2 separate regions of the Homo sapiens genome follow, and region 1 is linked to region 2. A link is a loop called in an ENCODE intact Hi-C map of the cell type or tissue named here. Cell type or tissue: ascending aorta. All regions are shown on one strand. Links, peaks and the distances in the headings refer to the core of each region. The heading gives the core; the rest is flanking DNA.

The links. Hi-C counts contacts between places; a loop is a spot of excess contacts. Peaks named below come from ENCODE experiments on the same cell type or tissue, not always from the same donor. Only the 100,000 strongest peaks of a DNase experiment are listed, where the experiment ranks them.
Region 1: a loop joins it to region 2, with 2.3 times the contacts of the local background. A loop is called at or near these places in 3 of 110 quality-filtered maps.

The regions. Positions count from the first base shown.
Region 1 is chr10:28,840,618-28,843,536 of GRCh38, forward strand. No RefSeq gene overlaps it. Among named protein-coding and RNA genes, the nearest start is that of C10orf126, 4.3 kb to the right of the region's middle. In ascending aorta, for the core only: no CTCF peak of the experiment used is centred there; a DNase peak (open chromatin) is centred at 1,344; H3K27ac peaks cover 1,460 bases.
Region 2 is chr10:28,910,388-28,913,306 of GRCh38, forward strand. No RefSeq gene overlaps it. Among named protein-coding and RNA genes, the nearest start is that of C10orf126, 65 kb to the left of the region's middle. In ascending aorta, for the core only: no CTCF peak of the experiment used is centred there; a DNase peak (open chromatin) is centred at 1,298; H3K27ac peaks cover 2,500 bases.

The DNA of each region.
Region 1 (2,919 bases), core at 93-2,592, 70 kb before region 2:
AGGAGCTCAGTCTTGAGGTGAGATAGGCAAGACAGATACATAGATCCCTAGTCCAGAAACACATTTGGAAATGTGTTCCCACCCTGCCAAAATCAATATTCAATACGTTTTCCATATCATGTATGATGCATGCATGGAGGAGTTCTTTTTTTGCTAATGATTAATGGATTAAGAAATATCATTTTCAGATCAATTTTTAAATACATTCTTACAGATCCATTGAGATTATTTTTATTCCATAAAATCAGTTTTAAAGTTACAATCTTTTATTCAAAATTTGGAAAGCATCAACTTCTCTGGTGTCCTCAGTCGTACGCCTGTGTGCTTTTTGCCTTAATAATTAAATAACTTTTCATCGCCTGAAAGCTCCAAGCTGGTTGACTGCGGATAGTTAAGTGTTTATCTTTTGTTGCTTCTGGGTAGCACATCTTACTGCTCCTGCGTGCTTTTGAGTGGTAGAAAAAAGTCAGTGTTAGCATCAAACATTAACCCTGTGACCTGCTTGTTTATATGCCTACTGTAACATGGCTTTGCTTGAATTTCTGAGGTTAGTCAAAGCAAATATCTGTACAATCTTGAGACGACTGCACATAAACTAAAACATCTTTTGTCAAGATTGCCAGTAATACATTCCTTCAGACCAAAGCCTTAAGGAAAACTAGCTACTGATATTAATGGAGGGAATTTCTTAAAAGCTTAAGAGGAATTATAGGACTTTAGTACCACCTCCCATTTACCACTTTATCCTGAAAGATGTGGGGTGGAGGTCCTCCCGCTGGCTCAACTCAAGTGCCTTGTAGGGTTGTTGCTACAAGGAGGCACTGTTGTGTGAAAACTAACTGTGCTTTGTGTTTGTTAAACTTAAATATTCTAAAATAAGCATTCGTTTTGTTTGTCCATCAGGCAAAGTATGGGGCAGCATGAAACAGAAATATCTGGTTTCAAATAAATTGTATATGCTAAATTTTCACTGTGTATGTGAATCTAATTATAAGACAAAGCTATATAAGACATTCAGCAAGCTGTTTTCTAGGGATGATATTAGGTAAAACCTTAGAAATCACACTGATTTTTTTCCCATTCTAAAAAAAAAAAAAGCATTTTGGCTCGGTAGCATAATACCCATCTTTCCAGGATGAATCATTTCTATTTTAGAGGTTGAGAGAAATCTGATCCACATTAAAAGAAAGGCCAGTCACTAACTACTCCAGAAATCATATAAATAGATTGTTATGGGCCAGGCGCAGTGGCTCATGCCTGTAATCTGCACTTTGGGAGGCCTAGGTGAGAGGATTGCTTTAACCCAAGACTATGAGACCAGCCTAGGCAACATAGAACTTGTCTCTACAATAAATAAATCAATTAGCCATGCAAGGTAGTGTGTGCCTGTGATTCCAGATACTCAGGAGGCTAAGGCGGGAGGATTGCTTGAGTCAGGGAGGTTGAGTCTGCTGTGAGCTGTGATTGTGCCACTGCATGCCAGCCTGGGTGGCAAAGTGAGATCCTGTCTATAAATAAATAGTTTGTTGTTAACGGTTGGCTTCAGTATTTGGAAAGAAAAGTTTAAAAAAATTTAATAAATGTTGTGCCCTCCATATCAATTGTTAATGACAACACTCTGTGCCATATTGTAGAAGATAAAATCATTCATTCTAGGTCTGAAGCTCTGTCAATAAAGCAAATTCACATTCTCCACAGTGGGCAACAGTGGGGTACTTTCTATTTTTGGAGGCATGGCTGAACTCAAGAACCCCTGTTGTAATCCCCAGAGTCCCTTTTTCCCTAGGGATTTGTCCCTAGTTGTTCACAATGTTTCCATGCCAAGCAACAGAAGGGATTTCCTTAGAGATCTTCATACTGAAACAAACCATAGACAAATTCCTATTATTGAGTCATGGCTTTGGTTTACTCATCAGATCTCCAGCACAGGACCCTGAAGTCTCTATCTTGTGCCTATCACTTTGTGGGTTTTGTTTCTCTAGCGTGCTAGAGAAAGCGTTTTTGATTCAAATCAGCATAAACTGCTGCTAGGAAAGAAAGCGTCCCTTCTTTATTTGCAGTTTGGTAGCCAGGGTGCTTGCTGATTTAGCCTCATGCAGAATATATAATCCCTTCCTTTGTTCTTAATACATTTGCTGTGCCTCAATAATGAAAATTTCTACTTTATATTTATAGTAATCTGTTTATTTGCCCTCTTCCCCTACTATATATATATATGTGTGTATATATATGTGTATATATATGTGTATATATATATGTGTATATATATATGTGTGTGTATATATATGTGTGTATATATATGTATATATATGTGTATATATATATGTGTGTGTATATATATATATATATTTTTTTTTTTTAGACAAGAGTCTCTCTCTGTTGCCTAGGCTGGAGTGCAGTGGTGAGATCTCAGTTCACTGCAACCTCCACCTCCTGGATTCAAACAATTCTCCTGCTTCAGCCTCCTGAGTAGCTGGGATTACAGGTACCCGCCACCACACCTGGCTAATTTTTGTATTTTTAGTAGAGACGGGGTTTCACCGTGTTGGCGAGGCTGGTCTCGAACTCCTGACCTCAAGTGATCTGCCCTCCTCAGCCTTCCAAAGTGCTGGGTTTACAGGCCTGAGCCACTGTGCCTGGCCTCCCTCTACTATATTCTAGCATCTTCAGGATGACATAATTTCTCATTCCATTTAAAATCTTCCATAGTATAACCACAATACTTTACACACAGTAGGCTCTTGAAAAATTCTGTTGAATCAAAAAATGGATTAAAAATGATTGCTTCATACTAGTAGACTTTCTTCCTTATTAGTAATTTTAAAAGACGGTCACCCTGTTTTGATGCCTTATCACATTGGAAAGGGTGCATTAACAGAAAGAGGCCCCTATTCCTCAGTGGCTGGGGTTCAGAGAGTC
Region 2 (2,919 bases), core at 233-2,732:
TCATAACTGAAAGTGTGTTAGGAAGCAAAAAAAGGTCAAAAACCACGGGCAAAATTAATGTCTTGTTGGGTCCTGCTACAATAACTCTGGGGGTGAAATGAAGTTCATGCTCCTTTATTCTGAAGCATGATTATAAAGCAATGGAGTAACGGCTTCAACAAATATATCTGAATGAATATATCTAAATAAATGCTGTGGCCTTCAAGATGGCCATGGCGAAAACTCTAATTATTATGACATATGTTTCTTAAGCCTTTTCTGAGACCCTTCCCAACCCTTCTTCTCCTCCTGTGCACCGCTCTTCTGAGATGCTTGAGGTTTCATACATACTACTATTGTAAATATTTCCATTTAACATTGAAATTAGTTGTTTTCGGGGTTTGTGCCCCATCAAGGATTGGTACAGAGTAAAAATGTATTGCGTTAAAAAATTTTTAAAGTGTGTTTAGTGAATGGCCTTCACAGATAATTTATGACTCGCACAGGAAAACTTGCCTAATGTTTTAGGGCCACATTTTGTATACCAAAGCAGTGTCACCCAATTTGGTCACCTACATTCACCAGCTCCATTTTAAAATAATTTTTGGTTTATTTTAAGAATCAAATACACCTTCTTCTTGGTATAAAGGTTTATAACCATTGAGACTATTCTAAAGGAATGTGCTCTTGGCTCTGGAGGCAATTCCAAAGGAGGAATTTCCAAAATATTTTGAGCTATGACTGCATCATTGTGTAGTGATGCCCAGTGGAAAAATATTTTTTAAAGCAGTAGAACTGTTCCTTAAAAGTTACTCATAGTTACGAGAGGCTGAGCAACCAATTCACGATTGTGACTTCCTTTGTTTTGGGAAAAGTTAGCAGAATAAACACTTCAGTTTGTCCAAGAACAATAATTTGTGTAATGAGCGTCATCCTCAATGTTACTTTAAATGTAGGCTGAGAAGTAATGTGTTCTGTTTAACATAAATAGAGTCCATTTTTAGTGGGACATTGTCCTTGCTGCATCTTTGAATATGGATTTAGATTTTAGTGACTGTCTCTGAAACTGTCTTGGGAAGGTGTGTGTGTGTGTGTGTGTGTGCATGCACATGTGTGTACATATCTGTTTGTATGTATAAATGCATGTATATTTTGTCTATTTGTCTGATTATATTTGTTTTAGGACAGTGCAAACCCTGAGCTAACCCAGAAAGTATCTCGACCCTCTCTTTACTCCACACTGGATGAAAGACTGGGAAAGGAAATTGAATCAGGTTTGCCCGGGCACAGTGGCTCATGCCTGTAATCCCAGCACTTTAGGAGGCCGCGAAAGGCGGATCACTTGAGGTCAGAAGTTCAAGTCCAGACAGGCCAATATGGCAAAACCCCGTCTCTACTAAAAATACAAAAACAATCAGCTGGGCATTGTGGTGGGGGCCTGTAGTCCCAGCTACTTGGGAGACTGAGGCAGGAGAATCGCTTGAACCCAGGAGGCGGAGGTTGCAGTGAGCTGAGATCATGCCATTGCACTCCAGCCTGGGCAACAAGAGTGAAACTCTGTCTCAAAAAATAAAATAAAATAAAATAAAATAAAATAAAATAAAATAAAATAAAATAAAATAAAAAGAAATGGAATCAGGTTTGACCCTGGCTATCTGGGCGACAGCACCAGGCGTGGTGTTATGAAGACCAGCAGATGGAAATGAATCACTGGTGATTGGGGCTGGTGTTTGGGGCCAAGGAGGCTGCATTGCAGCTGGTGGGTGGTTGAAGGGTCCCCCTTTTAGGAAGGAGAAGCTCCCAGTCATCTTGGGATGGGAATGAGCAAGGCTGCCACTTAGTTCTGGGACTGAGAGGCTCCAGCTGGATTCGGAGGTGGGAAAGAGACCTGGAGCCTGGTGGAGAGGAGGCTGACTTGGCTTAGCCAGGCAAAAGGTAGCCAGGAGCTAGGCCAAAGGCCCAAGGCTGGCGTTCAGAGCCGGGACCCTCTAGAGGAACCCCTTTTGATAAGCATGGGAATGTTTCTCGGAGTTGTAATTGTGTCAGCCCCATGCCTTCAGTACAGTTTTATTAAACAGTTGGGCTGCTCCTCTCTGTGCATTGTGGAAGTACAGGCAGAGCTTGTGTCTGCACTTGGAGTGTCTTGCATGGGGATGGCCGAGCAGCCTGAGGAAGCCAGTGTTGAGCCTGTTCAAGGGAATTTCCTTGCAGGGCTTTGCAGCACCGGCCTTGGAGTCAGGGTGGCTGGAGGGATGAGTGACTACTGGGATGGGTGGGCGGCACATCCAGCATCTCTCCAGAATTCTCCAACATGTTCATGAAGGAGAAGCAGGGAGAAGAATAACTTTCTTGAGTTATGGAATTGGGCCTCAAAGTCATGATTATTTGGATAATAAGAAAACACAGGCTGGGTACAGTAGCTCACAGCTGTAATCCCAGCACTTTGGGAGGCTGAGGCAGGAGGATTGCTTGAGCCCAGGAGTTTGAGACCAGCCTGGGCCACATGGTAAGACTCAGTTTTTACATAAAAAATTGTTTTTAAAATGAACCAGGAGTGGTGGCTCGCATGTAGTCACAGCTACACGTGAGGCTGAAAAAAGGAGGATTGCTTGAGCCCAGGAGTTCAAGGCTGCAGTGCAGTGAGCTATGATTATACCACTGCACACCAGCCGGGCAATAGAGCAAGACCCTGTCTCAAAAAAACAAAACAACTCCTCTCCCCACCTCGAAGCCCCACGATCTTTTTGGTAATTACAGGTGAGTGAGGTCTGGGGACTTACTAGTTCTAACTGGGATAAGTGCAAAGCATTACTATGTCTATAAGATACCTTCCATTTTTTAAAAAGCAAACTTAAAAGTTGAAACAATTCCATATTTTACATGTCTTTAGAGGTTCTCATTATGTACGTAGGTGAAATAATCACAATGTAACTGAAATGT